2 separate regions of the Homo sapiens genome follow, and region 1 is linked to region 2. Evidence: chromatin loops called from intact Hi-C (ENCODE). Cell type or tissue: ascending aorta. All regions are shown on one strand. Links, peaks and the distances in the headings refer to the core of each region. The heading gives the core; the rest is flanking DNA. Region 1 has its middle 120 kb from the start of AGTR1. Region 2 has its middle 45 kb from the start of AGTR1.

Region 1 (15,724 bases), core at 5,634-8,133, 70 kb after region 2:
AAAGAAGTAAAAGACAAAATCTTAATAAATGAAAAATTTAGTTTTGGAAAAAAACCTTAAAAATGTAGTTTTATTATTTTTAAGTGCATGTAGTAATCTCAATAGTAACAAAAAATGGATTAAAACTTGCAGTCTTTCAGGCAACTATTTAATAAGGAGATACAAATAATTCAACTGCTTTTTTGTAAGTAGGTTCTACGAAACTGACAAATATTTTTCCTTCCTAAGTAGTTTATAGTTACTTAAAATTTTGTTTTTTACCCTTTCATTTAGCAAAGTGATAGTTTTATAGCATAAAAATAAACTTTAAAACAAGTCTAATCTTATAAACAGTGAGAAATCTGACCTTTACAAATGATATTTCTGCAAAAAGAAAAAGAATGGAATTTAATGGTATAAATCTACAACTTTATATATATATATATTTTATATATTATATATACAACATTTTATATATTATATATATATACACATAACTATATATAGCAACACATTCTATCTGTTGCCATTAAGTTGGTATATCAGTAAAGATTATTAAAAGAGTTTAACCCCAACAAGTTCTGACAATAGTATAATCATTCAATAAATACCCACTGTGGTGGACTGAGTTATTGGCCTCAATTCTTTCCTCATCTCGGAGTCCATGTTCTTTTTTTTATAGCTTTTTGGTGTCCCTTCACTTGAACTCTGGGCTCAGCAATGTTACTTCCTTTGGCCAATAGAGTGTTAGAAGAATTCATATAGCAGGTGGTTGAACGGAACATCCTAATTTTCATTCTTTGGCCATTGCTATAAGAAAACACTAAGCTAGTCTTACGGAGGATGAAACATATGGAATAGAGCCAACCCATAGATAAGTAAGTAAGCTAGCTAGACTTCAGACACATGATTGGGCATAGACAAGGCCAACCTAGATCAGCTGGAAACCAGCCAGCCCTCAGATGAATAAGTGAGCTATTTAAGATCAGCAGAGCCATCTAATTATTGCCTCTGATGTATGAGCAATAAGTTCTTGTTTTATGTCACTGAGGTTTCTTGCTGCTTGTTATGCAGCATTATTGTGGTGATAGGTAACTGATATATACCCATTAAGTGAAGAAATCTTATTTGAATTATCTCATTGTTTCACACATATACATTTATTGACTTCCTAAATAGAATAGAGGGAACTTGAGGTCAAGATGTCTGCTTCTTGATATCTTACAGCTCATCATGCCTTAATCATCCTACTCCATGCTCTGGTGAATTTTCAGCATAACTGTCAAACTTTTAAATATGTTTATTTCAAACACTTCAAATGTATTAATTATTATTATTATTATTTTGAGATGGGGTCTTGCACTGTTGCCCGGGCTGGAGTGCAATAGTGCTATCTTGGCTCACTGCAACCTCTGTCTCCCAGGTTCACGCGATTCTCCTGCCTCAGTCTCCGGAGTAGCTGGGATTATAGGTGCACACCACCATACGCCACTAATTTTTTTATTTTTAGTAGAGATGGGGTTTCGCTATGTTGGCCAGACTGACCTCGAACTCCTGACCTCTTGATCCACCGGCCTCAGCCTCACAAAGTGCTGGGATTACAGGCCTGAGCCACCGTGCCTGGCCCAAATTTATTAAATGTTATCTGTTTCTAAGTTTCTATCTGGAGCTATGGGTTCTTACTGCTTCATTGTATCTTTTTGAATAACTGTTTTCAATGAAAAATGAAATGGTATCTTAACATTTCCATCTATTCAACAGAAATAAATTGCTTTAAAATTATTCAAGTAAGCACCTTTACAACTGAAACTGGATTGATACAGGAAATATATTATGCCCACACAAGCACACAGCGCATATGTATGTAAATAAGGGCACCTGTATGTGTGTATACACACACACACAAATGTTAAACTGAACTTATATGTTTTTGCTTTCAAAAAAATTGCCACTTTTATCATTTAAATTATTTTATATGAATCTTTCAACCGACAGACAAAATTGACCTTTGGTGAGGAAATCTAACCTTTTATTTTCTTTATTTTCCCCCTCAATTCCAAATATGAAGTCTCAAAATTATATTAATATAGATTTTGCATTTAATATGCAATAAAACAACTTGGTAAGCATTAAATGGTAACAGTGATAAGCTTTTAATGTAGTTAAATATGGCAAAACAAATCAATACGTGGTTCTTAATTGATTTTGATTGTATTGTGTAGACAATCTCATTGGATTACATGCTCATTATGGAAAAGAAAGCAAAATCAAAATAAACAAACCAGTCCTCCAGCATTTCTAGCTGTCCTATCCACCTGCATGCATCTTCTTGTGTGAATATTAAAGGAAATTAATTTTGCACGATTGATATTAATTTATGTCATTTTCTTAAGAAGTTGTTCAGTTATCCTGAAATGTAGAAATAATTGGAAACAGTTCTAATGTAGATCAACTAATTATAAAAGACTAATCATGAAAGACTTGTGTTTTCAAAATTATGATTCAAAGACAGGTAGTTCAGTACACTAAGACTGTTGAAACACATTTTATAACTGTGCCATATACAGCCATATTTATATTTCCCCTTCATATATTTTGTATAACATAAAAAGTGTAAGCATCAAGCAGGAAGGGAAATTTTAAGATATTAGTTCAAAATAATGTAGTAACTTTGTTGGGCTCTAAGACATATTTTCATTCCAAATAAAAGAGTTTTTCTTCCCCTGAAAAAACAGAAATACAATCAACAAATACTATCTGACTAATTTGATATCAGTGATTCTCAGAAGTACATAAGACAACATTTCATTGCAGCAAAAGTGAAATTATAAAAAAATTAGAAATTACCTGAGTCATTTTTTAATTCATGATATTTATGCTAAAATATCGAGTAGGTTGATTATTGTTAGGTCAGTTTCCCTACTGCAGAGCCTGAATTGAGGATTCCTTGCAAATGATTTTTTTTTTTTGAGGGAATGTTCTCAGAAGGAAACTGTTAGGAAATGACAGAAGCCAAATAAGGTAGGTGGAAAACCTAGGAAAGGATATGCTTTTAACAGAAGTCTAGACTCATCCTGATCCCATGTGGAGCTCTAGAGAGTTTGAATGGCTCCTAGGAGTTGTTCCACTGAGACAAATTATATTTTGTACTTCTGTGTTGGTCAATTATTGGCTAAGGGCCGCCTCTCTACTCCCTACAGGCACCCCTGAGTGGGTAGGAGCTTCCATAACCACAAACACAGACATCTCTGGGAGAGGTGTCTTCCTCTTGTTCTAGCCAAAACTCACAGCAGCTGGGGAACGATTAATCTGGCAGGTAAAGATTCTGGGAAGGGCATTAATTGTATCTACTGCAGTTGTAATGTTGGTCCAAACACTTGGTCAAATAAATTATTTTCTACATTTTAATGTTTATTTAGCCCTCTCCATTTCTCATATTTCTTACTGCTTGACACATTTTTCTATTATGTTTGTTTTGTTTGTGTTTTGTTTGTGTTGTTATTGTTTCTGTAGAGATGGAATCTCACTGTTGCCTGGGGTGGTTTTGAACTCCTCGCCTCAAGGGATTCTTCCCGCCATGACCTCTCAAAGTGTTGGGATTACAGGTGTGAGCCACCACACCTGGCCTGTATTATCTGTTTATTATTGTTTCAAACGGGTTCTTATCTCTTTTAGAAGATGTCTACATCTTGAGATAAGTATAACATGTTTTTAAATATTCAGTTCAATACAATATTTAGTTCTTGATTCAATAGCCATCTACTATAGTTTAATGCAAAGTAAATTTAAGCTTTACCAATGACATTCATTAGTTTATCAAAGACATATGATGAGAGAATCCTTAGTTGTTTCTAAGAAAACTTTTTTTTAGTCTAGCTTTATCTGTGAGATCAGAAGTTCTCTTAAAAGAAGCAATTTGGAATAAGTGCAGAGGTGATTTTTTTTTTTTTTTTTTTTTTTTTTACAGAGGATACATACAGGGCTATATTTGCTAGGCAAACTGGCATATTGTGTAACTTATCATTTTTTAAATCCTTATGTAACAAATCAATTATTTGAAAACTACTGTGAAGTGGTGGTCACTCTGAAATTTTATGAAAACAAACATTCTTCGTAAAACTTTTTTCCTTTTCCTAATTTATATTCATTCTAGAATATTTAGAAAAACAGTCTGTTCTTTAGAGCTTGGATACTGTCAGCAAAAATGAACTTTATCTGGACAGCTTTATTGGTTCATTTCCTTCTGTGGATGTATTTGGAACCCCTGAAAGTATCAAAGTGGTATTAAATTCTCCATATTTAATTAAATGGTTGTGTGAAGTCCCACTATCATCTGATGACTCAAATTCACAATGTCAACGCTGGGAGTTGGGCCCATTGGGCCTTCTGATAAAAGCTCAGAACAAAGTTATGCTTGCATTCATCACTGTTAAACACTCACGTTTCCTTCCTACCTTCCTTCTTAATTTCTGTGTAAGAAAAAGAAACTTTAGCCAAGAAAGGGGGAAAATAATGCATTTCGATAGAATTGTACAATTTCCTGATGAATTCAATTATAAAATAATGAGTCATATTTTATGGATAAAAATCTGATGACATTACAAAATCAAATATCTCCAGACTGTTGGATGGTAACTCAAATACTTCATGATGAATTCTGCTTTAACACCAAAAGAAAGCCTCACTGTGCTGCTGCTGGGAGAGCCAGCACTGCACCCCAGCCCCTGCTATGGGATGTCATTGTCAGGTGTGGGGACCAGGAACAGTGTTTCCTAGCCTGCCTGGTTGACTGATGGAATGGGAAAAGGGGCCTTATCAAGGCTCCTAGGATGGGTTTCTTGACACTTTAATGCATATCTTTTTGCCCCATGGATAGGAATCTCATTGCTCTGAAGAAAAATACAGTTTCATTACTATTGCATACACATATTTTATTGCCAAGCAACCATTAGGAATTCAAAGCCCATGTTCTGCTACATTTATTTTGCTCATTGTGCATTCACTCTCACCTTCAAGTACTGTGGGGAGACTTTGTCTAATCACATTTCATTTACGATGAAAGTGAAAATAAGCAGCATTGGGCACACAGCAATTCACCATGTAAAGCTTTTTGTCGTCTGGCAGTTACAGATGAACTTTGTTGGCATGTGACAAAAAAATGCATGAAGTTTCTGAGATAATCTAAATTTAATTTTATAAATATTGTGCACATTACCCTGAATGCAAATTAACTTAATTTTTGTAAAATAAAATTAATAATTTCTCTTTCTGATATTTGTGTGTTTGACTATTTGGAAATTTGTTCTTTAGGGATGGCCATGAAAATGAGTTTGAGATGAAATTCAAACCAAGGTCTTTAACAATGCAGCAATTCCATGGCTTAGCAGTTCCTGTTTTGGAGGATGGGGTCTCTCTCTATTGACCAGGCTGGACTACAGTGGCACAATCATAGCTCATTGCGGCCTTGAACTCATAAGCTCAAGTGATTCTCCTACTTCATCTTCCCAAATAGCTGGGACTACAGGCATTCACCACCACTCCCAGCTAATTTGTAAAAATGTATTTTTAGAGATGGAGACCAACTCTTTAGCTCAGACTGGTGGTCTCTAACTCCTGGCATCAAGCAATTCTCTTGCCTCAGCTTCCTGAGTAGTCCCTTATTTTGACTGTCAATTCAAAAACCTGTAAACTTTTCAAGATAAGGGCCAGATCTTTTTTTTCCTTTGTCTTTACTCTGTAATCTAGCATTTTGTTAGCTATATTCACATGAGTTTTTGGTTGAACTGCACTGATTTTGGGAGAAATGTGCTTTCTCACTATATTATAGCATTTACATACTTGGAACTTTGGAATAACTTGGTTGACATGTGTTGTGTTCAAAGTCAGAGCCTAAAGGGCCAAAAAGTTCAAACACTCTTGTTAAAGCTGATGGAAGGTGTGCTGATTATAAATACACCCTCTACCATAGTGGTTCCTGGCAAGGCACTCAGACTATGGCATTTTGTAACAAGTGACTTTTTCTGATATATTAATTTATATTAGCATATTGATGTTGATAATTTATATTAATGTTAATATATTAATATATATTAGTTATGGTGGCTCCTCTCTCAGTCTCATAACTTATATATAGATGCAGAAATGGAAATGCCACCTGATGTGTAAACACCAACATACAAACTTTAAATGGCATTGAATTAAAACACTTCAAAGAAACTTTTTGAAAACTGATGTGGATTATAGTTAGCAGTTCTTGCCAACACAGAGTTTTATTGCAATTGCAGAAAAGACTGGCAATTTTCATAACACCAGTCAAATAAAGAATTAGAAGTCAAGTCATGAATTTAATTTTGTCCTCCTGAGGTTAACATATCATTTTGTTGATCAGTTCCTGACATTTTGGCATTTCTACACTCCTTTTGTAGAAAGAAAAGGAAATAATGAATAGCTTAATTCCTAGATATTATCTCTCTTAAACAAAACAGATTTTAATGCATTTTTTTTTTCAAATGCATGTCCCAACCAGTTACTTCTGAGGAGTAAGAACACATTCTACATCTCTGGAAATTCTACTAAAACCAGTAGGTTACCAGTTTGAGAATACAGTCTTTTATTAACATAAGCTAGTTGGCCTAGCAATAGTTTCTTAAGTAATATTTGTTTTTATTGAAATTGAAGTTGGTCTTCAACATTTAAATTTTTTATATAACAGTTTTTTTCATGACTTTAGCTATCATAGTAACAACACATTTGAATGAATGATAAACTTTAAGACATCAGACCTTTCGATTTAAGAACATTTGCTATTTTGATTATGTTAAGTGGTGATATCAGAGTTTGACCTGGAAATTATGAATGCATAATTGTGTGATTGGATCAGTTTAAAATTAGTACAAACCTTTTGAAGTTAGAGAAGAGTTCCTCCGGTAGGCTAGGATGATAGCTGCCAAAGGAATTGAATCAAAATAATGAGTTATATGCTCATGTTCTGGTTAGGAGTTTACTCAGTCCCTCTGTGCTGGTGGTTGTTGATGATGTTTTATCCTTGGCTGGTGATGGTGTTTTATTCTTGGCTTGGCACACTGGACTTTAACTGTAGAGGTCTGTGCAATCATAACATGACCCATTTATTTAGCTATTCACAAACTCTGAGCACTTTTTTCCTTTCAGATGTGTTTTACTTGGTCTCTATTTTGAGGTCATATATTGGGCTCAGTTTTTTTTTTTTTTAGGCTATTTCACAACAATTATAGATTCACAGGAAGAGGCAAAAATGTACAGGGAGGTCCCATGTATTTTTCACTCAATTTCCTTCAATTATAATAACATATTGCACAACTATAGTATAATACCAAAACCAGTAAATTAACATGGCTTATAACCCACAGAGCTTATTCAGGTTTCATCAGTTTGACATGCACCCATTTGTGTGTGTGTGTGGTTCTATGCAATTTTATCACTTGTGTAGATTTGTGCAAACACTATGACAATCAAAATACAGAGATGTTCCATCACCACAAGGCTGTCTCATGCCACTTTATAAGTACACCCATCCCCATTTTCTCCACCCCTAACATTTGGCAACCACAAATCCAGTCTAAGTTTCCATAATTATGTTATTCCAAGAACAATATAAATAGAATCATACAGAATGTAATTTTGTGAAATTGGCTTTTCCATTCAGTGTAATTCTCTTGAGATAAATCCAAGTTGTTGGTGTATCAATAGTATTTTTTTTTTTTTTGAGACCAGCTTGAGCATCATAGGGAGACCACATCTCTACTAAAAATAATAATAATAAAAATTAGCCAGGCATGGTGTTACATGCTGTAGTTCCAGCAACTCTGGAGGCTGAGGTGGGAGGATCCCTTGAGCCTAGGAGGTTGAGACTGCAGCAGTGGGCTACGATCATGCCACTTCATTCCAGCATGGACAAGAGAGTGAGATCTTATCTTTTAAAAATAGAAAAAAACAGTTTGTTCCTTTTCATTGTCGAGTAGCAATACATGTTATGAATGTACCATAATCTGTTTGGCCATTAACTCATTGAAGGATATCTGGGTTGTTTCCAGTTTTGGGCTATTACAAATAGAGCTGCTATGAACATTTACATATAGTTTTTTGTATGAACATTAATTTCCATTTTTGTGGCATAAATATTTGATAACACAATCGCTAGGTTATACAGTAAATTCATGTGTAGTTTTGGAAAATCTTCCAAACCATTTTTTGGAATGGCTCTACCATTTTACATTTCTACAAGCAATGTATAAGTTATCTAGTTTCTCTGCATCCTCACTTATATTTGGTATTGTTATATTTTTTTTATTTTAGCCATTCTGAAGTTGTATAGTGATATCTCATTGTGGCTTAAATTTGCACTACCTTAATGGCTACTGATGTTGAACATCTTTTTTGCACTTATTTTCTATCTGTATATCCTCTTTCGTGAAGTGTCTTTTGCCTATTTTATAATTGAATTGTTGATTTTTAAAAAAATATTGAGTTTTGAAAGTTCTTTATGTATTCTGGTTACAAGTCCTTTGTCAGATAGGTTAGCTCTCAGTTTATAGCTTCTTTTTTTAATTTAATTTAATTTTATTATTATTATACTTTAAGTTTTAGGGTACATGTGCACAATGTGCAGATTAGTTACATATGTATACATGTGCCATCTTGGTGTGCTGCACCCATTAACTCGTCATTTAGCATTAGGTATATCTCCTAATGCTATCCCTCCCCCCTCCCCCCACCCCACCACAGTCCCCAGAGTGTGATGTTCCCCTTCCTGTGTCCATGCGTTCTCATTGTTCAGTTCCCACCTATGAGTGGGAATATGCGGTGTTTGGTTTTTTGTTCTTGCAGTAGTTTACTGAGAATGATGATTTCCAGTTTCATCCATGTCCCTACAAAGGACATGAACTCATCATTTTTTATGGCTGCATAGTATTCCATGGTGTATATGTGCCACATTTTCTTAATCCAGTCTATCATTATTGGACATTTGGGTTGGTTCCAAGTCTTTGCTATTGTGAATAGTGCCGCAATAAACATACGTGTGCATGTGTCTTTATGGCAGCATGATTTATAGTCCTTTGGGTATATACCCAGTAATGAGATGGCTGGGTCAAATGGTATTTCTAGTTCTAGATCCCTGAGGAATCGCCACACTGACTTCCACAAGGGTTGAACTAGTTTACAGTCCCACCAACAGTGTAAAAGTGTTCCTATTTCTCCACATCCTCTCCAGCACCTGTTGTTTCCTGACTTTTTAATGATTGCCATTCTAACTGGTGTGAGATGGTATCTCACTGTGGTTTTGATTTGCATTTCTCTGATGGCCAATGATGGTGAGCATTTTTTCATGTGTTTTTTGGCTGCATAAATGTCTTCTTTTGAGAAGTATCTGTTCATGTCCTTCGCCCACTTTTTGATGGGGTTGTTTGTTTTTTTCTTGTAAATTTGTTTGAGTTCATTGTAGATTCTGGATATTAGCCCTTTGTCAGCTGAGTAGGTTGTGAAAATTTTCTCCCATTTTGTAGGTTGCCTGTTCACTCTGATGGTAGTTTCTTTTGCTGTGCAGAAGCTCTTTAGTTTAATTAGATCCCATTTGTCAATTTTGGCTTTTGTTGCCATTGCTTTTGGTGTTTTAGACATGAAGTCCTTGCCCATGCCTATGTCCTGAATGGTAATGCCTAGGTTTTCTTCTAGCTTCTTTTATGTGTCTTCTTAACATAGTCTTTCACAGAGCACTGTCTTTAGTTTGATGAACTATAGTTTATTAATTTTTCCTCTTATGATCCTGTTTTTGGTGTCAAGTCTAAGAATTTTGCCTACTCTTCATATCTGAAGATTTTGTCCTTTGTTTTCTTCTAAAAGCTTTAGAGTTTCAAATTTACATTTAAGGTCATGATCTATTTTTTTTTTTTTTTTATATAAGGTGTGAGGTTTAGGTCAAGGTACTTTGTGGTTTTTTGTTTATTTGTTTTATTTATTTTTGTTTTGTTTTGCTTATGCATATCTAATTTCTCCAGCACCAATTGCTGAAAAGATAACAATGCCTTCATTGAATTGGTTTTTAGTTTTGTCAAAAACCACTTGGGCATATTTGTGTGAACTATTTCTAGCTTTTCTATTCTGTTCCACTAATCTATTCCTCAGCAAATATCAGGCTTGAGTCCTATGGCTCTATAGTCAGCCTCAATGTTGAGTAGAGTGATTCCTTGTAATTTATTGTTTTTTTAAATGGTTTTAGCTAATGTAAGCCCTTTACCCTTTCATATATATTCTAGAATAAGATTAACTATGTTTATGAAAACCTTTGCTAGGAGTTTGATAGGAATTACATTAAACCTATAGCTCAATTTCAGGAGAATGAACACCTTTTCTATGTTGTGTCTTCCAATCCATGTACACAATGTCTCTCTATGTAGGTCTTTGATTTTTTTTCAACAGCATTTTGTATTCAGCATGCAGATACTGTATATGTTTTGTTGGTTTCTACCTAAGTATTTAATTTTCTTTGAAGTTAATATAAATGACACTGTGTTTTTAATTTTGATTTCCATGTGTTTGTTGTTGGCATATAGAGATCAGATTCATAGTTTGTGTTGCTCTTGTACTCTACAACCTTGACCAATTAACTTTATAGTTCTAGGAAGTTTTTCTTAGTAGATTCCTTGAGATTTCCTATGTGAAAAATCATGTTGTCTGCAAATAGGATAAGCTTAGTTTTGGAGCTTACATACCTAGTGCTGTTTACATTTATGGCAACTATTTGTTCTTCTTGAAATGATTTTATGTGTTGTTTTCTATGACTTTGAGTGTATCAATGATTTTCTAAAATAACTCTTAGGTTGGTAGTTTTCAAAGTGTGGCTGGGCACTCTGAGGAGTCCTTGAGACATTTTCAGTTGGTCCACAGGATCAAAACTTTTCTCAAAATTATACTGAAATATTATTGGCCATTTTCACTCTTATTCTGTCATGAGCATGTGGTAGTTTCCCAGAGGCTACACTGTGTCTGTCTGGAATTGATTCCTTCCAGTGGGCTCTTGGTCTCACTGACTTCAAGAATGAAGCCACAGACCCTCACGGTGAGTGTTACAGTTCTTAAAGATGGTGTGTCCAGAGTTTGTTCCTTCAGATGTTCAGATGTGTCTGGAGTTTCCTCCTTCCGGTGGGTTCGTGGTCTCTCTTGACTTCAGGAGTGAAGCCACAGACCTTTGCAGTGAGTGTTACAGCTCTTAAAGGTGGTGTATCTGGAGTTGTTTGCTCCTCCTGGTGGATTTGTGGTCTCGCTGACTTCAGGTGTGAAGCCGTAGACCTTCACAGTGAGTGTTAGAGCTTTTAAAGGTAGTGTGGACCCAAAGAGTGAGCAGCAGCAAGATTTATTGTGAAGAGCAAAAGAGCAAATCTTCCACAGTGTGGAAGGGGACCCCAGCAGGTTGCTGCTGCTGGCTTGGGTGGCCAACTTTTATTCCCTTATTTGGCCCCACCCACGTCCTGCTGATAGATCCATTTTACAGGGTGCTGATTGGTCCATTTTTACAGAGTGTTGATTCATGCATTTACAAACCTTTAGCTAGACACAAAGTGCTGATTGGTGCATTTTTACAGAGTGCTGATTGGTGCGTTTACAAACCTTTAGCTAGACACAGAGTGCTGATTGGTGCATTTTTACAGAGTGCTGATTGGCACGTTTACAAACCTTTAGCTAGACACAGAGTGCTGATTGGTGCATTTTTACAGAGTGCTGATTGGTGCATTTACAAACCTTTAGCTAGACAGAAAAGTTCTCCAAGTCCCCACTTGACCCAGGAAGTCCAGCTGGCTTCACCTGTCAATCCCCCCTCTAAACAGGACAGCCCAACTGCTGATAGGAATTGGGGGATGACTGCTCTAGCTACTTCCTGCTGGATAGGGGTGAAGAAGGGGCCCTGCAGTTGTAGTGTCCTCCAGAGGGGAATTCTTTAGGCCAGTTAAAGGGCCAGCCCGTCGGTCCAGTGGTCCTCGGTAGAAGTTGTTAGTTGAGCTCATTTGGGGTTCCATTTGTAAGACCATCTGTAGCTTGATGGCCTTGATACTAGAGGAAACAAATTTGACAAGGAGGTTAAAAATACAGGGCCCGAAGATGAGTAATAGCAAGATGGCTGTCACAGGACCTAGAAAGGGGAGAAGCCATGTTGCCCAACTCCAGAGGTTGGTATAAGAGTTTGAAAGGCATTGTCTGATTTCAGAAGCCTTTTCCCGTAAATGCTGGGCAGCATCTCTTACTATCCCTGACTGGTTAGTGTAAAAGCAATACTTTTCCCCTAAGAAGGTGCAGAGTCCTCCTTTCTCAGCAGTGAGGAGGTCTAGGCCTCGGTGGTTTTGGAGAGTCACTGCTGCCAAAGAGTCTATTTGGGATTGTAGAGTAAGGATAGATTTCGTTATTTCTTGCAAACTGTCTGAGAAATTCTTTGAGGGTGTGTGGTAGTAGGATAATACATGCTACACTGAACTTTTGGCAAACTGCACTTTTGTTGAAAACCTTGTAAATTTGGGATTTCAATTATTCTTTGCTATTAATAAGACCTTGTTCAGTCCATATTAACTAGAATTGGTATAGATGGCTCCTTCCTGATTCTGTAAGTACTTTTAAGGTTTGGCTAAGTGCAAACAGCTCACACATTTGAGCAGAACAATTATTAGGCAATTTTCCTAACTCTGCTTCTACAAGAGTTTCCTTATCACTTACTGAATACCCATTGTGTCTTTTTCCCTTAATCACCTGAGAGGAACCATCTATCCGTCCTGTCCTGAAGTGAGTTCCTCCTAGATCTGGTAGGACCTTGGTATGGTAATTAATTAAGATTTAGATCCACTGTTAGGAAACCTGCTGGGTTAAGGATTTTTGATGGGAAGGCTGCGGGCTGTCAGTGGCCTCAGTGCTTTTGGGCTGTGCCCTTGTTTGCGCTGACAACAAGGTGGTATTGGAGTGTTATAGGGTCATGGAGAAGACCTTCAATTATCAATTATAGGTTTTAAACTTACCCTGGCTTTTAAAGGAATAGAGTATGCTGTTTTTTCTTTACTAATTCCATCTCTTTTTCTTTCTCTTTGACTCCTTTATCTCTGTCTTTCTGACTTCCTCTTTGTCTGTCTCTTCCTCTCTCTCTCCTTTCTGCTGGTCTTTCCCTGCCTCTGCCAGCTGCTTATGCTGCTGTTCTCCCCTCTCCTTCCCCTTTTTGATGGCTTCAGCAGTGTAAGACTGCCACCTCCTTGGGTTTTTGCACTGTATGCAATAATTCCATGATTTCCTTGTGATATTTAATGGGGGCTCCCCCAGAGGTTAGAAACTCTCCTTTTTTCCATATTGCAGCATGAGCGTATAAGATTAGATAAGCCTACTTGCTCTCTGTATATGCATTTATTCTTCTTCCCTTTCCTAGTTCTAAGGCTCAGGTAAATGCCACTAGTTCTGCTAACTGGGTGCTGGTCCCTGGGGGAAGAGGCTTACTTTCAAGTATGGTTACATCACTAACTATGGTTACATCACATAACCTGCCCTTCATATCCCATTCTCCACAAATGAACTTCCATCAGTATATAGGTTAAGGCCAGGATTAGCTAAGGGGACTTCTAAGAGATCATCTTGGGTGACATAAGTCTGGACTATGATTTGTTGGCAGTTATACTCGATTGGTTCCCATCCTCTGGGAGAAAAGTGGCAATGTTAAGGGCCACACACGTGCGTATTTTAAGCACCAGTCCCTCAGGGAGTAGTGCCTGGTATCTAAGCAGGCAGTTGTCTGATAGCCATAAACTTCCTTTGGCACCTAGTATGCCATTTACATCATGAGTAGTCCAGACAGTGAGATCCTTTCCTTGTATTATTTTGATAACCTCTGACACTAAGACGGCCACCACCGCAACTACCTGTAAACAGTGAGGCCAGCCTTTTGCTACTACATCAATTTCCTTACTTAGGTGTGACACTGGTTGTTGGGTTGTCCTGCAAGTCTGACTAAGGACTCCAAGAACTATCCCTGCTCTCTCTGTGATGTATAAAGAGAAGTTTTGTCCTGTGGGAAGGCTTAAAGCTGGAGCTTCTACTAGGACATGCTTTAAGGTTTTGAAGGCTATTTCTGTTCCTGGTTTCCCATTCTACTAGATGAGTATTTGCCCTCTGGGTGTCCTTGATTAGAATATAGAGGGACCTCACTATCTTGCTGTATCCAGGGATCCATAGTCGGCAAAAGCCAGTGATTCCAAGGAACCCCTGAAACTGTTTTAATGTTTTAGGGTGAGGATAAGCCCATATAGGCTGTATTCATTCCTTGCTGAGGGCATCTCTGGCTAAGATTAGGCCTAGATATTTGACCTGCTCTAGGCAAAGCTGGGTCTTTGACCTAGACACCTTGTACCCTTGATTAGCTAGTAAGTTCAAGAGATCTAGAGTAGCCTGCTGGCATGAGGCTTTTGAACTGATAGCCAAAAGTAAATCATCCACATACTGAAGGACCAGAGTGCCTGGACTGGAGAAGTGGCCTAGATCTTGGGCCAGTACCTGACCAAACAGATGAAGGCTATCCCTAAACCCTTGGGGCAAGACCGTCCGTGTAAGTTGGGACATGTGGGATCCTCAAAGGCAAAGAGAAACTGGGAGTCAGAATGCAGGGGAATACAAAAGAAGGCATCCTTGAGGTCCAGAACAGTGAACCATTCTGCTTCCTCTGGTATTTGAGACAGCAGGGTATAGGGGTTGGGTACAATTGGATATAAAGGAATTACTGCCTGCTTGATGAGTCTAAGATCTTGCACTAGTTTCCACTGACCATTTGGTTTTTGTATCCTAGAATTGGGGTGTGGCAGGGACTGCTGCATTTCCTTACTAAACCTTGAGCTTTTAAATGTTTAACAATATCCAGTAATCCTTCATGAGCTTCAGGCCTTAAGGGATATTGCCTTTGATAAGGAAAAGTGGTGGAGTCTTTTAGCCTGATTTGGACTAGGCAGGCATTTTTTGCCCTTCCAAAGTGTCCTTCCAATGCCCAGACTTCAGGGTTGATTCCCTCCTCAAGTAGGGGACAACAAATGGGTAACTTGTTCCCCATATTCATGTAGATAATAGCTCCATCTTTGGCTAATATGTCCCTCCCTAATAAGGGTGTGGGACTTTCAGGTATAACAAGAAAAGCATGTGAAAACAGCAAAGTCCCCCAATTACAATGGAGGAGGTGGGAGAAATAACTGGTTACAGGCTGTCCCAGAATTCCTTGGATGGTAATGGATCTTGAGGACAGCTGTCTGGGACAGGAGATTAACACTGAGAAAGCCCCGCCATTGTCCAGGAGGAAGTCAATTTCCTGGCCCTCAATGATTAAACATACCTGGGGCTCAGTGAGTGTGATGACATGAGCTGGCACTTGCCCCGGGCACCCTCAGTCCTGTTGTTGGATCATTTGGTTGGGGGCTTCTGGCCCAGAGAACCAGTGCACTCTGGGGCAGTGCACCTTCCAGTGATTGCCTTGGCATAGCGGGCATGGACGAGGGGGTGGCTTCTCACTGGACAATCTTTTTTAAAGTGTCCTTGTAAACCACACTAATAACAAGCCCTACTGGGTGATTGGCCTGCTCCATTTTCTGTCCTCTCTGAACCACTAAGGTTTGTTTGTCTTAGCGCCATGATTAAGGCTGCAGACTTTCTCTGATCTCACTTTTCCTTTTGAGCCTGTTCCTCTTGATCCCTATTATAGAACACC
Region 2 (15,724 bases), core at 6,391-8,890:
AAGGATGAAAAACCTGGGTCAGCACTTATGATACAAAACCACATAGATTCAGTTTAAAAAAATACTTATCGTTTTGGTCATGAACATCATTTTATAAGTGCATTTATCCAACATTTATTCAATACTCATTATGTGCCAGTGTCTATTAACTCATTTAATCTTCCCAAATTTCTGAAAAACAATAGACCATGTCCTTTAAAACAAAATTCATTTATATTAAAATATAAATACTACATGCAATAAAGGTCTTATGTTGAGCCATATGTTGAACCAAAGTCTTATGTTGAAATGTTGAAACTTAAAATTGGGCTCGTCCCCTACATCAGGATCTCTGTTTCCTTTGAACTTCTGCCGAAATTGTTAACCTATAGAAGTGCACGTGTTTTCCTTGCTTTATTTGCAAGCTTGCATTGCTGTTATTCTAGAGTAATTAGCAGCACACACCAGGATTCCTCTCTTTCATTGCTGTCACCATCTTCCAACGGCTAACAGACTCTTAGTTTCTAATCCTCCATGGATCAGATTAATTTAAAATAAAATCCTAATGAGATAGGAACCTAGCATACAGTCATAAATCATCTTTTATGTATCACCACTCTGTTGGAAGCTTTACAGGGTAGAAATATGACAAATGTGTATGTTGTAAGGTTGACATATTTATAAACCGAGAATCCTAAAATATTGTGACATATGCAAAAGTGGAATTATGTACAGACTAGGAAAGTACATGGCAGGAATGGAGCCTGTTGGCAGAGTAATGCTTCACAGAAGCCTAGGAGCTGAGTTTTTAAGGATTAGTAAGAGTCAGTGAAGGAAAAAGTGCCAGAAAGGAGAGAAAATAGGTAGAGAAAATTAAGAATTATGAAGGATCAGCATGTGCAAACACATGAAGGCATGAAACTGCCTGGTGGAGCCGGGAAATTGCACGTAGGTTGTTATTACTGGAGCATCAAGTAAATAGGTGGAGAAATGTACTCATTAGTGTAATTGTTGCTACTATCATAAATACATCCTCAAATTTCAGTGACTTAACAGAACACAAATTTATTTCTTATTCATGTAAAAGACCAGTGGTAGTGTTCCTGACTGGTGAGTGCCAGTCTTCTACACCATGTAGTGACTCAAGGATCCAGATTTCTTCCACTTTGTGGTTCCGTTATTCTCTAAGACTTTGTCTCCCTGGTATTCAGCTGGCAAAAGAGGAGAGCGGGGGTGAGGAGAAGGCTCTTCTGTTTAAACTCTATTAGCACAGGAGCAACACATCTCACTTCTGTTGATAGTCCACCGGCAAGAACTAGTCACATCGACCATTCTTAAATGCAAGAAAAGTCAGGAAACGTAGACCCTAACTGACAGTAACTTTTCAATAACCACTTATATTATGGAAGGGAGGAGCACCAAGTTTAAGGATCAGCTAGCTGTCTCAGCCATGGGGAACTACTTATTCCTTTACTCATGCTGACTTCTCACTAATCAGTTTAACTAAAGTCTGAAATTAGGGCTGAGGAAGTGAATGGAACTCTTGGCTGATAGAGGGAGCATGGATAGTAGAAAGATCGTTATCCTTTCCACCCTTCCTGAAGCTCCTGATTTTTCCAGAGCAAGTATGGGTCCATCAAAGAAATGATGGCTTGAGAAGGTACACAAATGCGGCCTCTTGGAGAGGGGAGATATGGCTATTGGGGGAACAAGGTTAGGATGTCTGAATAAATTGAGTCCTCATTTAGTTAAGCCTTCGAATAGTTAATGTTCATTTTACTATTTCACTGATAGAGATCTCATGTTATTTTGTTTAGGATCAGTGTTTATTGTGAAATCATCTGTTCCACAATGATGACTTCAGGAATTTTAGACTGTAAAGCAAATGTTTAAACTTTCAGATTATGTGAAAACTTTCAATTATTTATGCATTGACTTACTTGTTTATTTAACAGTAGTTTCTAAGCACTTATATGCCAGGTGCTTGAAGAGAAACAAAGCTGTAAGCATATCTCTGGGTGGTTGGGTGGGATTTAGAAGAGTAGTTCTCAACATTTTTTTGATACCAACACTTCTAAGGATTGACACATATTCGCAGTGGAATTAATTTTCAACCTGCAAGATGTGCTGTTCGCTCCCATCCACCCTTGCCACGGGGATCAATGCCAAACCTCCAGTGAGGATCCTCTATATTTGCAACTTGACAAAGTACTATAAGTGATACAATATGATGTTCTTTGGCAGGTCATGTCTCCATCTTGTGTCCCACTGATAATTACTGATTCTGACATTCAGCTACCACCTCAATAAGGCTGAATGCATTCCACATGAGTAAGCCAGAGATTTCAGTAGATAGAATACAGGGGCTCTAGAAAGGAGAAAATGCAATAGGATATATTCAGAGTGTTGTAAGAGAGACAGCCATATCTCATTAAAAAATTGTTTTAAAAATATCATATACTGATTCTAGCTAAACCATCCAACTGTGTAGTAGCTACCTAATTACTAACGGTAGATTTTTGACAGGTATATCTATGTGGACATTTTTGTACCTGAAATCAAGAAGAAAAAAAAGATAATCATATGTGAATTCAAGATAAAAAAATACAAGGAGAAAGTTTCGGAACTTAATGTTTTTATGCAGTTTGACAATGTTAACGTGCTTGAGCTACTGTTGAATAAAAAGGCTGAATTACAATAGGTGTTGAAAGTGTTCAATGAAATAAATCCTGTTGAGTCTCAGGTCCTTTGAAGTGTGTATTATGCAATCACTAAGAACCGTTTGCTTGAAATCAAGTACTTGCCCTGCTTGTACTTTGCTATATACAATTTCACATTAGTTAGACGAATTAATAACCATTACAATTTCCAACTTCATTAGAGGTGGGGATTCTGTCTTGAATTTCTGTAGAAGGAAATAATTTGCTGCTATTGTGGATAGGTATCAATTGTCAACTCTAGTTCCATAGACCTGGTATAGTTGTTTTTTTTTTTTGTACCTTCTGTCAGTTTGAGGTCAGTTTCTTCTTATGAATGAGAAGCCGCCTTTGCCCTTCAAGAAAATGAAATAAAGCCAGAATAACCTTCCTGCTTCCCCTGCCTGCCTTCCCAGTCTAGTATTTCAGCATCTGAAGAGTTTATTTTTGGATGTCATTAAATATAGCTAGTGATCCTTTAAATGAAATGGATTAAATGGCAAATGGCTTAGCATCTTCTACCCTTCAGTCTAGTCACCTGAAAAAATTCACAATTCAAAATATGATTTATAACATAACCCTTCTTCATCTCTATTTCTATTATTTCTTGGGAAAAAAGTTTCCTTGCTGATAATGTTGAAGTGTATGCTGACGTTACTACCTTTCATCAATATCTTCTTATGGTAGTAAAGTGGCTACTTTTTAGTTTTCTCACCTGTTGTTTGGAATTTTCCATGGCTTCAAAGATTTTACAGGGGAAGAAAAAAACCATAATTTCCCCAAGACATATTTTGCCAATGGAGAGTTTTCTCCCTTTAGGAATTTTCATATGTGTATGATATTTTGAGCCATTTGTTTGTTAATTCTCACAATTTCTTACAAGTAGTCCTGTCTTCCAAAGCTAAAAATATACTGCAGCTACATATCCTAAGTGATAATGCATATATATACATATATATACTATATGCTATCATATCGTATACACATATATCTGATAAAATGATTTGAACACATTAATTATTAACAACTTTAATTTTTTTAAACTGAAGAACATTATCTCAAACACATCTTTTCTTTTGACAGTACAAAACTGAGGTCTTTTCTTGAATAATGAGATTCTGAATTGATTGGACACATGAGCAGGTATAGACCCAAATGTCATTGAGGGGAAATTTGGGTAAAATACAAGAAAAGTTTTCACTTTTAAGAGAACTGGTTTCTAATCTAATTTATTAGATTCAACAAATGCATATTGAGCACCATCTATAAGTCTAGGTGAGTATGAGAAGTGAAATTAAACATTAAAATATCTCTGGGCTCCTAGTCCCTCGGAAGTGACAATTTAGCAGCCACAAAAAGAATAAAATATCTGGGAATAGAGCTAAATAGGTAGGTGAAAGATCTCCATGGCACGAATTATAAAACACTGCTGAAAGAAAGTAGAGATGACACAAACAAATGGAAAAGCATTTCATGCTCATGGATAGGAAGAATCAATATTGTTATAAGGCCATTCTGCCCAAAGCAATTTGCAAATTCTATACTATTCCTAAAAAACTACCAATGTCATTTTTCACAGAATTAGAAAAAAAATTCTAAAATTCATATCAAACCAAAAAAGAGCCAAGTAGCCAAAGCAATCTAACCAAACAGAACAACACCAGAGGAATCACACTACCTCACCTCAAACTATACTACAAGGCTACAGTAACTAAAACAGCATGGTACTGGTACAAAAAACAGACACATAGACCAATGGAACAGGTTAGAGGACCCAGAAATAAAGCCACATACCTACAACCATCTGATCTTTGAGAAAATTCATAATAAGCAGTGGGGAAATAACATGCTATTCAATAAATGGTTCTGAGATAACTGGCTAGGCATATGCAGAAGATTGAAACTGGGCCCCTTCCTTTCACCATATACAAAAATCAGCTAGTAGTGGGTTAAAGACTTAAATCTAAGACTTAAAACTATAAAAGCCCTAGAAAACAACCTAGGAAATACCATTTTGGACACAGGCCTTGACAAATACTTCATGACAAGAAGTCTTCAGAAGCAATTGCCAACAAAAACAAAACTAGACAAATTAATTATTTGTCTATTTAGAAACCTAAATTGTTTGTCTATTTAGAAACCTAAAACTAAAGCATACTGTGCAGCAAGGGAAACTAACAACAGAGTAAACAGACAACCTACAGAATGGGAGAAAATATTTGCAAATTCTGCATCTGACAAGTTCTAATATGCAGAATCTATAAGAAATCTAAACAAATCAAAAAGCCAAAAACCCCAAACAGCCCATTAAAAAACGGGCAAAGAACATGAGCAGACAATTCTCAAAAGAAGACACATATGTGGCCAACAACCACATAAAAGAATGCTCGGCTGGGGTTGGTGGCTCAGGCCTGGCATGGTGGCTCACACCTGTAATCCCAGCACTTTGGGAGGCTGAGGTGGGAAGATCATGAGGTCAAGAGATTGAGACCATCCTGGCCAATATGGTGAAACCCCATCTCTGCTAAAAATACAAAAATTAGCTGGGCATGATGGTGCACACCTGTAGTCCCAGCTATTCAGGAGGCTGAGGCAGGAGAATTGCTTGAACCTGGGAGACGGAGGTTGCAGTGAGCTGAGACTGTACCACTGCACTCCAGCCTGTGACAGAGTGAGACTCCATCTCAAAAAAAAAAAAAAAAATGCTCAACATCACTAATCATGAAAGAAATGCAATCAAAACCACCGTGAGATACCACCTCACACCAGTCAGAACTGTTATTATTAAAAATTCAAAAAACAACAGATGCTGGCGAGGTTCCAGAAAAAAGGGACTCCTTATACGCTGTTAGTGAGGGTGTAAATTAGTTCAGCCACTGTGGAAAGCAGTTTGGAAATTTCTCAAAGGAAAAACAGAACTACCATTTGTCCCAGCAAACTCATTACTGGGTAAATATTAAAAAGAAAACAAATTATTCTACCAGAAAGTCACATGCATTTGCATGTTTATCACACCCCTATTCATAATAACAAAGACATGGAATCAATATAGGTGCCCATCAACAGCAGACTGGATAAAGAAAATATGGTACGTATACACAATGGAATACTATGCAGCCATAAAAAGGATGACATTTTGTTCTTTGCAGCAACGTGGATGCAGCTGGAGACCATTAACTCAAGGGAATTAATGTAGAAACAGAAAACCAAATACCACATGTTCTCACTTATAAGTGGGAGCTTAACATTACGTATACATGGCAACAGTGGACACCGGGGCCTCTTTGACAGGGGAGGGTGGTAGGAGGTTGAGGGTTGAAAAACTATCTATTACTGGGTACTATGCCCAGTAGGTGGATGATGAAATAATTTGCACACCAAATCTTTGCAACGTGCAATTTACCCACGTAGCAAATGTGCACATGTACCCCCAAATCTACAATAAAATTTGACAAAAAAAAGAAGCGACAATTCAGAATTGGACTTAATTATGGGCTTCCCATAAATTATATTAAGACGTCAGAATCTAATGGTTACAACCCTTTTCCTTCACTAGCTTCTCTCCTATTGCCAGGCTATTTCAATAGCTTAGGATATGTAGACATCAGCGCAACCCGCAGAATTAGTAATTATTCCCTCAAAGGACAAAAATGTGTAAACTGGATTTTTAGATAAACAGTTGAAGAGGTTTTTGGTGACATTTTCCTTCACAATATGATTTAAGTTAAGGGATTAAAATGGTAAAATATGCTCAGCTTATCCTTTTTCATTAACTTTTCTCAGTTATATGAAAAGATTAATGAAACAGAAGTGCAGGCACAAAATTTGTGGCATAGTTTTGTGTTATTATTAATAAAAAATGAATGGGCTGAAAATTCTACCCCTAACAATGTTTTGGAAAATATAATCTAATGGAGGTGAGGCATGTAAATACGTATAATGCACGCAATCTGCCAGAGAAGTACTGACTTATGCAAGCGTAGTATATTCTGTCTCTGCCACACACTTGCCAACAATGAGTATTATCACTTAAAACATTTTTTCTAGATCAATAAAACATAAGTTGAATTAGCACAGCTCACAAGGACAAGAGGGAGGAGGGCTAGCAGGTGCCAATAAATGCTCACAGGCTCTGATGGGAGGAGCATACAAATATTAACGCATTTGGATAGAAATCTTATGATATGAATCAAAAGACTTAAAATACTGTTTGAACCTCCAATGACACTCCTAAGAACTTATTGTAAGGAGAAAAACAAATCAGAAGAACATGCAAAGATAAATGTATACAAATGGCTATTCATCATAAGGCTTTTGTAATAGTGAAAAATTCTCCAAAACAGGGAATTATTTAACCAAAGGTAATGAATCAAATGAAAGGTAATCGAAATTAGTTAAGTAGGCTGCGTGTGGGACAAAAGAGATGGTGGCAAGTAGGAGGTGAGGCAAACTGTGCAGGCAGGTCTAGCAGGTGATTGCTACCTGGAGATGTTGCTAGAGTTTTTGATTCATCGAAAGATACTGCAAGCCCATTTTTTGTAAGGTAATTTGTCAAGTTTTAAAATTATGTGTAGGAAAAACCAGATGCATTTGTGGGCTCTGAGACATGGGCTGCCAGTATACAACATTAAAAAAAAATAAATCATATGAATAGTTATAGTGGAACAAAATGCCATTACTAAAAGTGATGCTATAGTTGTGTGTTTGTTGATGTTTCAAAATGGAATACGTAATATGCTCCCAATTTTTGAAAATAATGCTAACATATATTGTTGTATTTGTACCCAAAAGGAAGAGACTTGCGTTATATTCACTAAAATATTAATCATGACTAGCTCTGGGTGAGGATTTCAGGGACATTTTGATTTTGTATTTTCTAATTTTTCCACTTTAAGCATATATCACATAATAAAGTTTAATTAAAATAGCAAAATATATTTGATTTTTACAATGGAGAATGTGACAGGAGATCAGAATTAGAAGAACCTGCAGGTAGCAATGAATTTGACAGAAAATTAGAAATGCACTAAAACTGTTGCAGAAAAATATTAATGCATTCGAAAGCCAATTTGACAAATATGTTATATATTAGTAGCAGGACTATTTTCCAAAAGCATACCAGAGTTACAAAGACAAATAAGACAAGAGTCTCTTCCCTCTAGGAGTCCACAGTCTAATGAGGATCTCCCAGTGTTACCTTTTAATTATAGAACATAGGAATGTAATCATGAAATAAAATGAGGACAAAAGAACAATGAAAATTAGAAATGGGAAAATCTGTAATTTTGTTTTTGTGGCCTGGTTTAGAATGTCAGGATGGTAAGTCTCAGAAATCAATATCATTATGGAATTATACTTGATTGAAACCAGGAAAATGGCAAAACATAATTTATAACTATTTTAAAATACAGAAGAAAAATTGAATACCAATAATCTTGTAAGAAAATTTTACACAAAAATGTTACAAATGATTATGGAATTTATTTTCTTGGGATTCCCAACATACTTAGATAATAAATGCCATGTTCCAAATACAATGGTTATTCTTTTTGCCAGTGGCAAATTCTATATAAAGCACTGTGTCTTGGACAAAAATCCAAGAGAGTTATTTACCAAAAATGCTCTCATCATTAAAAGGGGTTAAAAGAGTCACAGGCCCCAAAGATAACACATTTCAGAAGACATTTTTGTATTTTTTTTGCCAAAATAGAAAATATTGAAGAGATAAAAAAATTCAGCTAAAATTTTAATTTGTGCTTTATCAAAGCATCTTGTAGAACCTCACAAGAAGCATTAAAGATTATTAAAATATATAAATAGAGCAGTTGCTTGTAAAATGAAACATGAATTGATGTGATAAAACGTACAAATTGCATATTATAAAATGGTGGTGGGGCACGCTAGGCATAAAGGACGCAATAAAACTGAGGGAACTGGCTGACCAGAAAGCGCATATGTAAATAAGTTGTATATGCAATTCACTATAAATAGAGATGTTAGGTAATGATCCTAGAAACTAAATTCAAAAGGAATGCTCTGTCTGTAGCCACATGCTGCAAAACATTTAACAAGAAAAAATCTCTGGGTCTTGGTACAGTGGCACATCAAAGTTTCTGCATAGGTTTTCGTAGCAGTAAGGCCCCTGAAGAATTCCAAGAGACGTTAATAAAAGCATCAAGTTTAAGTAGAGGGAATTATGAACAACATTTTAACAAATGTCACTGGGATTACATATACAAAGTCAAGAAATGTGTGTTTGTCCACTTCACAAGTAGATAGAAGATAAAGCTTAGAAAAAGAGTGCAGTATCATAATGGTAAGCATTTAAGACTTACTGAAAATAGAAACAGAGATAAAAAAAGAGCACCAGTCACAATCAAGACACAAAGAAAAAGTTTAGGTCATAAATCTGTACTTGCTAGGGATACCTCTTTTTAGAAATCACCTTTGCAAAACTTTCATAATTTTTATAAATACTCTTTATTCAATGTTTTTATTATACTAATTTGAACATTGCACTTTCTCCAAAGAAAGCTAAACTGGTCCTATGTAAAGAGATTCTTAAACCTTTCTTCTTAAAGACTATACCTGGTGGTGCTGAATGTATATGTTTATCATCCAGTTGACTGATGTTCCCATTAACTTCCTTATATGATCCAAGTTTCTGGGCACGTTGGACTTGCAGTAGTAAGTCAGCCTCAGCTTTAGCCCACTGGGCAGAGGCCTGGGTGAGAGCATTTGCTGAAACCGCATCAGACTTCAGAGCCCAAACATTTTTCTTCTTCTGACCAACCCTTTCCCCATAGGAAGTCAAATGTGTAACCCACATTTCTCAGGCCATACCATGGGGATTAGAATAGGGTACTTGCTCTGTGAGGACTCCTGGAATTTGAATTATGATACAATTTAAAATGTTCTGACTTAAAAAAATTAATGAAATCTTACTGCCATGTCAAATTGGAAATCAAGTGACATCCCTGTAGAAACTTTTCTGCCACCTCTTTCTTACAACCAAAAGGCACCTGAAGCCCTGCTTTCATGGTCTGTATTTATGCTGGAAATAGAGATCAGTAGTTTTTTTTCCTATGCTCCAAATTAAAACCCAAACCAAAAAACAACAGAATCCGGACTTGTACAATTTCATTGCTTGCAGGCCCAGCGAATTGCAAACTATACGATTTCTGTTCCTATAGCTGGTAAACAAAAATGGCTGCCAATCAGAGTCTCACATAGATGGGCACTGCTTAGGGGGAGGGGTCTAGTCAGTATCTTACTGTTCTTTTAGCTTCATAATTACCATACTTTGAAATTTTAAAAAATATCCTCTAGCAATATCATGAGCATGCACTAAGTGGTGAAGCTAGAACTAGTGCTAGACAATTCACCTGAAAGTCAATAACTTTGGAACCAAAGTTAGATGTCATAAAACACTACATAGAAGGCCAGACTACTGCTGTGACAATTTAGGAGACAGCACTCCGTAAAATATCAGAGGCAATGTTGAGAAAACAAAGCAACATTAAGCAAAAATACACTCTAAATATTGTGTATTTATGTAGATTTATGCAGGCCAGATGCATTCCCTATAGTTTTCACTTATTCCATTAGGAAAATTAATCTTGAATAATGCCAATTTGAATTATGAGGGACACTTTCAGGAATTCATGAATCCATTGCATAAAACACAACTACCTTGCAACCCCAATATTGTCAGGAATGGGTAGCTTTAACTAAAACCCTTCTTCTCCCACTGTTCCCTGATTCCTCTGCAGGCCAGGGGCAGCCTGGCAGGCTGACATTTCAGCTTCTTTGAAATATACGTGCTCCAATAACTAAGACAACACAAACCTTGGAAAACCCACAGCACCTAAATATCTGCCTGCAGCTCTACTTGTTTCACTACTATGTGGGTGTCATGCAAACAAGCTTAGATCAATTTTTATAATGACAGAAGATTATTACAAATAATCAATATACTTAATTGTACATGTTTAGAGACTTTCTTTTTCTTCAGTTTGAATTATCTTCCCAGAACTTTTGTTTTTTGTTTGGTCATTCATATAGATGACTGTTGAAAAGCCTGGATATTCTTGTTATAAATTCTATGCTTCTTGCGGTGAGGGGCCTTATCTATTATATTAACATCCTGTTTATTAGATTGTGCCTGATTGGTGCTTGATAAACATATGTCAAAGTGATGGACAATATGAAATCAGTTTTGTGGTCTTGTTTAGCTGCCTCAACAACCTTCATAACATTTTGTCTACAGTAAAATATGTCTGAGCTCCCAAGAACTCAGTTACGAATGCATTGTTGGAACTTATTCTGTTGATTTAAATTAAGAATGGTTTATAAACAATAAATTGAGAACCACTACTACAAATTATTTGTGTTTACCATTTAACTGCAGCAAACAAAAAATGCCATATCTCTTAGGCAGCAGATCCTTTTTGAAATTCAAGTTATGACAACTGTGTTTTAACTTCTTCATCTTCAAGAAATGAATCCATTCTTTCCAGCTGTAATCATCTTGGCCAAGAGACCTCAGCATTTTTTTTTCTGCAAAGGCCCATGATTCATCATAAAAAAATCAGAAACTGGCCAAAATAAATGGTACAAATATTCGTCAGGGAAAACAGCTATGTAACTAATTGTAGATTCAATTTTTCAATTGGTGTTCTTTCTATAAATTGTGTCCTTCCAAAAATTACCCCCAACCAAAAAAAAACCCACTTTTCACTTAAGACATTTTGTTCATGATATCTTGTATCTTTAATAAAAATGCACATGTATTCACATCAATGCTGAATGACTAATACCCAGAGTCTACGAAATTGCGCCTCTAAAAGGACATATGTATCACTGTCATCCTGTTTCTTGTCCTCACATTGGCTTAGAAAGATAAATACATCTGATGATTATTGTACTGCTTAATGACTTTCTAGGTTCATAAGAAATTTCATAGATTAGGTAAAAAAATTGAATACTAAGTCAAGATCTTCTAGTTTTAACAAAAGAAGACTAAAGATGAAGGGCAATTTGCAAGCTGGTGAATGTTTGTGGCTCATAAATTTAACCCCCAAATTGTCGTGTTGTTTTTTTCTTTTCTTTCTTTCTTTCTTTTTGCATAGAAAACCCATATAGAACTTAACAAATTTACAAAAAGACCTCATATATAGAGTGTGAGCTAACATGGAAGATGTTAATAGTGCCGTTAGGCAGTGTGATTTCTATCATTATCAGCCATTATTCTAAGAATAGTAAGTGGCAGATAAAGAGCTCTGACTAAATTTCCATCTTTTTTTGTAGTCAGCATGTAAAATGCATATACTTTGCTTCTAAATTGTCACCCCTTTCTTACAAATTGCTCATTATATTTGCTTAGACTTGTAAAATGGAAACTATTTTATTTAAAGGAAATAAAGGCAGGAAACATTGAATAAGGTACCTGTGACTGTTTTTAGATGTGTATTTTAAAACCTTTAGCAGTGGTCCTGGACTTTGACTGAGTCAATAGAAAGTAGAAATTCTCCTGGCAATTAAAGAAAAGAAGAAAAGAAAGAAGGAAAAGAGGAAAACAAGAAAACAAAAAGTTGAACTGTGACTAATGAGACCTGGAAAGGAGCTCTGTTTTTTTTTTTTTTTTTTTTTTAATTAAAAGTAATTTTGAAAGCCTCACTTGAAATACAAAAAATTAGCCGGGCGTGGTGCCAGGCGCCTGTAATCCCAGCTACTCGGGAGGCTGAGGCAGGAGAATGGCATGAACCTGGGACCTGGGAGGCGGGGCTTGCAGTGAGCAGAGATCGCACCACTGCACTCCAGCCTGGGTGACAGAGCGAGACTCCGTCTCAAGAACAAAAAAAAAAAAAAAAGGAAAGAAAGAGGTCTCAATGAACCAGATTAGGAAGGCTTTGAAATCAGGTGTAAGTGGCTTACTTTGTTTAGGAGTTTTGCTGGTTCACATACAGTGATTTTATGTGCATATATGTGTGAATATCATACCATATATAAAGTTGACATGCCACATTCAAAGATTAAAATGCAGACAGAATATACTAGAATTTTGGTCCTCTTCTGAGGACCAGAAGAAAGAAAAGGAAGCAAAAAAAAAAAAAAAAAAAAAAAAAAAAAAAGGATAGGGATTGTATTGTTCTCTTTAGAAGAGAATGTGGCAATATTAATTTAGTTCCAGGATAATATATTAGTCTTTGACATTTAGCTTTTGTTCTTCTTGTGGAGATGTTTCTTACATGCCTTATGTTGCAACAATGGTTTGATGTCTGAAAGGCCGAAGACAGCTTTTTCAGTTGTGTTGAATTTGAATTCGTGTTAAATTTTCCTTAATGCAAAATTCAAACAGTTCATACTTCGTTAATGCCCAGTAGGTAGAATGTAAACACATATATTGTACAATGGGAATGGCTGTGTGTAGCAATAACCGACATACTACCAGACCTTCAAATGAATTTTGAAGCATCATCATAAAAGGATTAAATGTTGTTTCATAGAGTAAAATGTATTTTGACTGGAATTGAATTGTATAAAATTTTCTAGTATGTATATAATAGGTATGAAATCACTCAACTAATCAAAAAATTATCTCCTGCCATTTTGAATGCATTAGAATTTACTGCATCATATTATAATCTTTAAAATGCCATTTTAAAGCAAAATGTTTCATGAATGGGTAAACTTTCATAATATAGAGGGCATTATTATAAACATTATTGTAAATTTTTATTTACTAGAAGTACCACAGAAGAATAGTTGATATCCACCATTTCAAGCCAGCACACTAAAGCATTACATCCATAGTGTGTGCAGTTTCTAATATATGCTTTTTAATCATTCTTTTTGCTTCCTCAAGCAAAAACAACAACTTACACTCATTGGCATTAAATGACAGAAATCACAGTTAGTAATTCTGGTTGGAGTCTTTTGTTAATACCTCATATTTATCAAAAAATTCCCTGTTCTATGTTATAATGTATACTGCAGTTGAAAAACACAAATGGTACCAGAGAGCATACGGTTTTTTAATTTCCTTAAAAATAAAAAGCTAGGGAATTAAATGCTTGCTAATGAAGTGTTACATTTCTTAGTTTCTCCAACTCATTTTAATTGAAAAAAATCCCTTAAAGTGTCTCCCATTTTCCTATTCTCAGAAGAGAAATAAGAATGATCTATAAAAGAACATGCAGTACAATGACTAAAAAACTGAAACAAAAACGGCATTCTTTAGAAAAAAATCTTGCATTCCTTTTGTGTATGTGAGAAGTGGCGCAGAGTTCAGATGTTCAAGGATTCATTCTTAACAGATTTTTCAAACATTCAGATAGATATTTCAGTGGAATAATCTCAGTAGTTTATGCGGGTGATAAATGAACATTTTAGGCTCACCTGACCCCAGGCAACACTGAGCTAAATTACCTTTTCTCCAAATGGAGCCCTCTATACATCTCTCTCTTCCTTGAAATGCTGATTAAAACAGCAAGAGGTGATGAAAAAGATGTTGTGTTGACTCAGGGATAAAGCAATAATGGAAATGTGTGAAATCATAGCCTGGCTCCGGAACCAGGTATAACTTGGACTGTAAAATGCAACACTTCCCGAGGCTCCATGCTGTCCACAGGGAAGGCAATTACCTTTGGGTTGGGGAAAGCTTGAGATGCACAGCTTAAGGGAGGCAGGTGAGCTAGTGTCTGGGGGAGACTGGGAGGCCCTGGGGGAGCCAGGACACCTAATTTCTTCTCCATGTTCTACCTTTGACTCAAGGTGATAATACTGCTATTCCAACACCATCCTAAGTTTCAAGATAAATTTTTATTAGCCATAGAATGAATGTAAGATGCCCAGAGACTGTTTCCACATATTCAGGATGTTGCCTTTACAGGCCCCTAAGAAGCTAAAGAGGGAGACGGTGATAAGGGAATGTGGAAGAAGGGGAAATGGGAGGCATGCCTGAAGGGAAAGCAAGGGACAGGGAAGGGAAAAGTAGGGAAGGAAGAGGAAGAGTGAGTCAAAAGAGCATGTGGAAGGGAAGGTAGAGGAAGAAAAGAAACAGAGGGAGAAGGCCAATGTCTCTGTCTTTTCAAGTGAAACACGCTCATTTAGATTCATATGCGTGAAAGCATATAATGGTAATATTATGGTAAAATGCTATGAGTGTGAGCATGTATGTGTACATGAGGCTACACTTGGGATGCCATGCAAGTGTATGTGCAGCCTTTGCTCAGTTATTCCAGGCCCTCAACTTCTTCTCCAAAATGGAAGGGTGTCAAGGGACTCAATAGCAAATGGATTGGGCTCTATGTTCTCTGTCAGACCTGTGTGGCTTTGCTACATATCCAGGCTGAGAAGATATCCTTTTCCATATTCCCCCAAACCCTCTGTTATTTGACTGTCCTGTTGCCAAAATTCTGAGGGTATCTGCAATGTATTTCCAACTTTGTTATAAAGGAATTTCAGTCCCTGAGATATCCTGGTAGCTAACCATTTGACACAGCTATTTTATTAACCTAGTCCTTGCAGCTTCCTGGAGGGATGCCGGAACAGGGAAAATGATGGTATCTGCTTGAAAAACATGAAAATTAATGGGGACTATATCCGAATGAACTTATCTTTTTCATAGGAATGTACTCTTCTAGAAAACATGAAACAATTACAGTGTACAATTTTTATACATTTCTCCAGGGTACAAATCTTTCTTTTATCATATGCATAGCTATTTTTGCCTACTTGGGATTCAAAGATGCAGTGGGGACCATATACATGAGGCTGATCATTTTAGAAAATGAATCATAAAATAGTTGCACATGAAATAAAGTAGGGAGTGAAGAGTCCTACAAGTCCTGTAGTAATTATTAAAGAGCAATTAGTCTCTTTATAAATCAGTTCATCAAGGAAGTCTTTTAAAAGTCAAGCTGCTTGAATATAATGATCACTTATTTAATTGACGTAAATAAAGGAAGGAATGAAATTTAAATTTAAAATGTAGATACCTTAGGTGGTGAAGAGTAAGAGAGGGGGAAGATTATTGATTGTCAGAA

What was found. A loop is a pair of places that touch in the nucleus more often than their neighbours do. Peaks named below come from ENCODE experiments on the same cell type or tissue, not always from the same donor. Only the 100,000 strongest peaks of a DNase experiment are listed, where the experiment ranks them.
Region 1: a loop joins it to region 2, with 3 times the contacts of the local background. A loop is called at or near these places in 2 of 110 quality-filtered maps.

What each region holds. Positions count from the first base shown.
Region 1 is chr3:148,573,693-148,589,416 of GRCh38, reverse strand. No RefSeq gene overlaps it. Among named protein-coding and RNA genes, the nearest start is that of AGTR1, 120 kb to the left of the region's middle. In ascending aorta, for the core only: no CTCF peak of the experiment used is centred there; a DNase peak (open chromatin) is centred at 7,036; H3K27ac peaks cover 793 bases.
Region 2 is chr3:148,644,682-148,660,405 of GRCh38, reverse strand. No RefSeq gene overlaps it. Among named protein-coding and RNA genes, the nearest start is that of AGTR1, 45 kb to the left of the region's middle. In ascending aorta, for the core only: no CTCF peak of the experiment used is centred there; no DNase peak of the experiment used is centred there.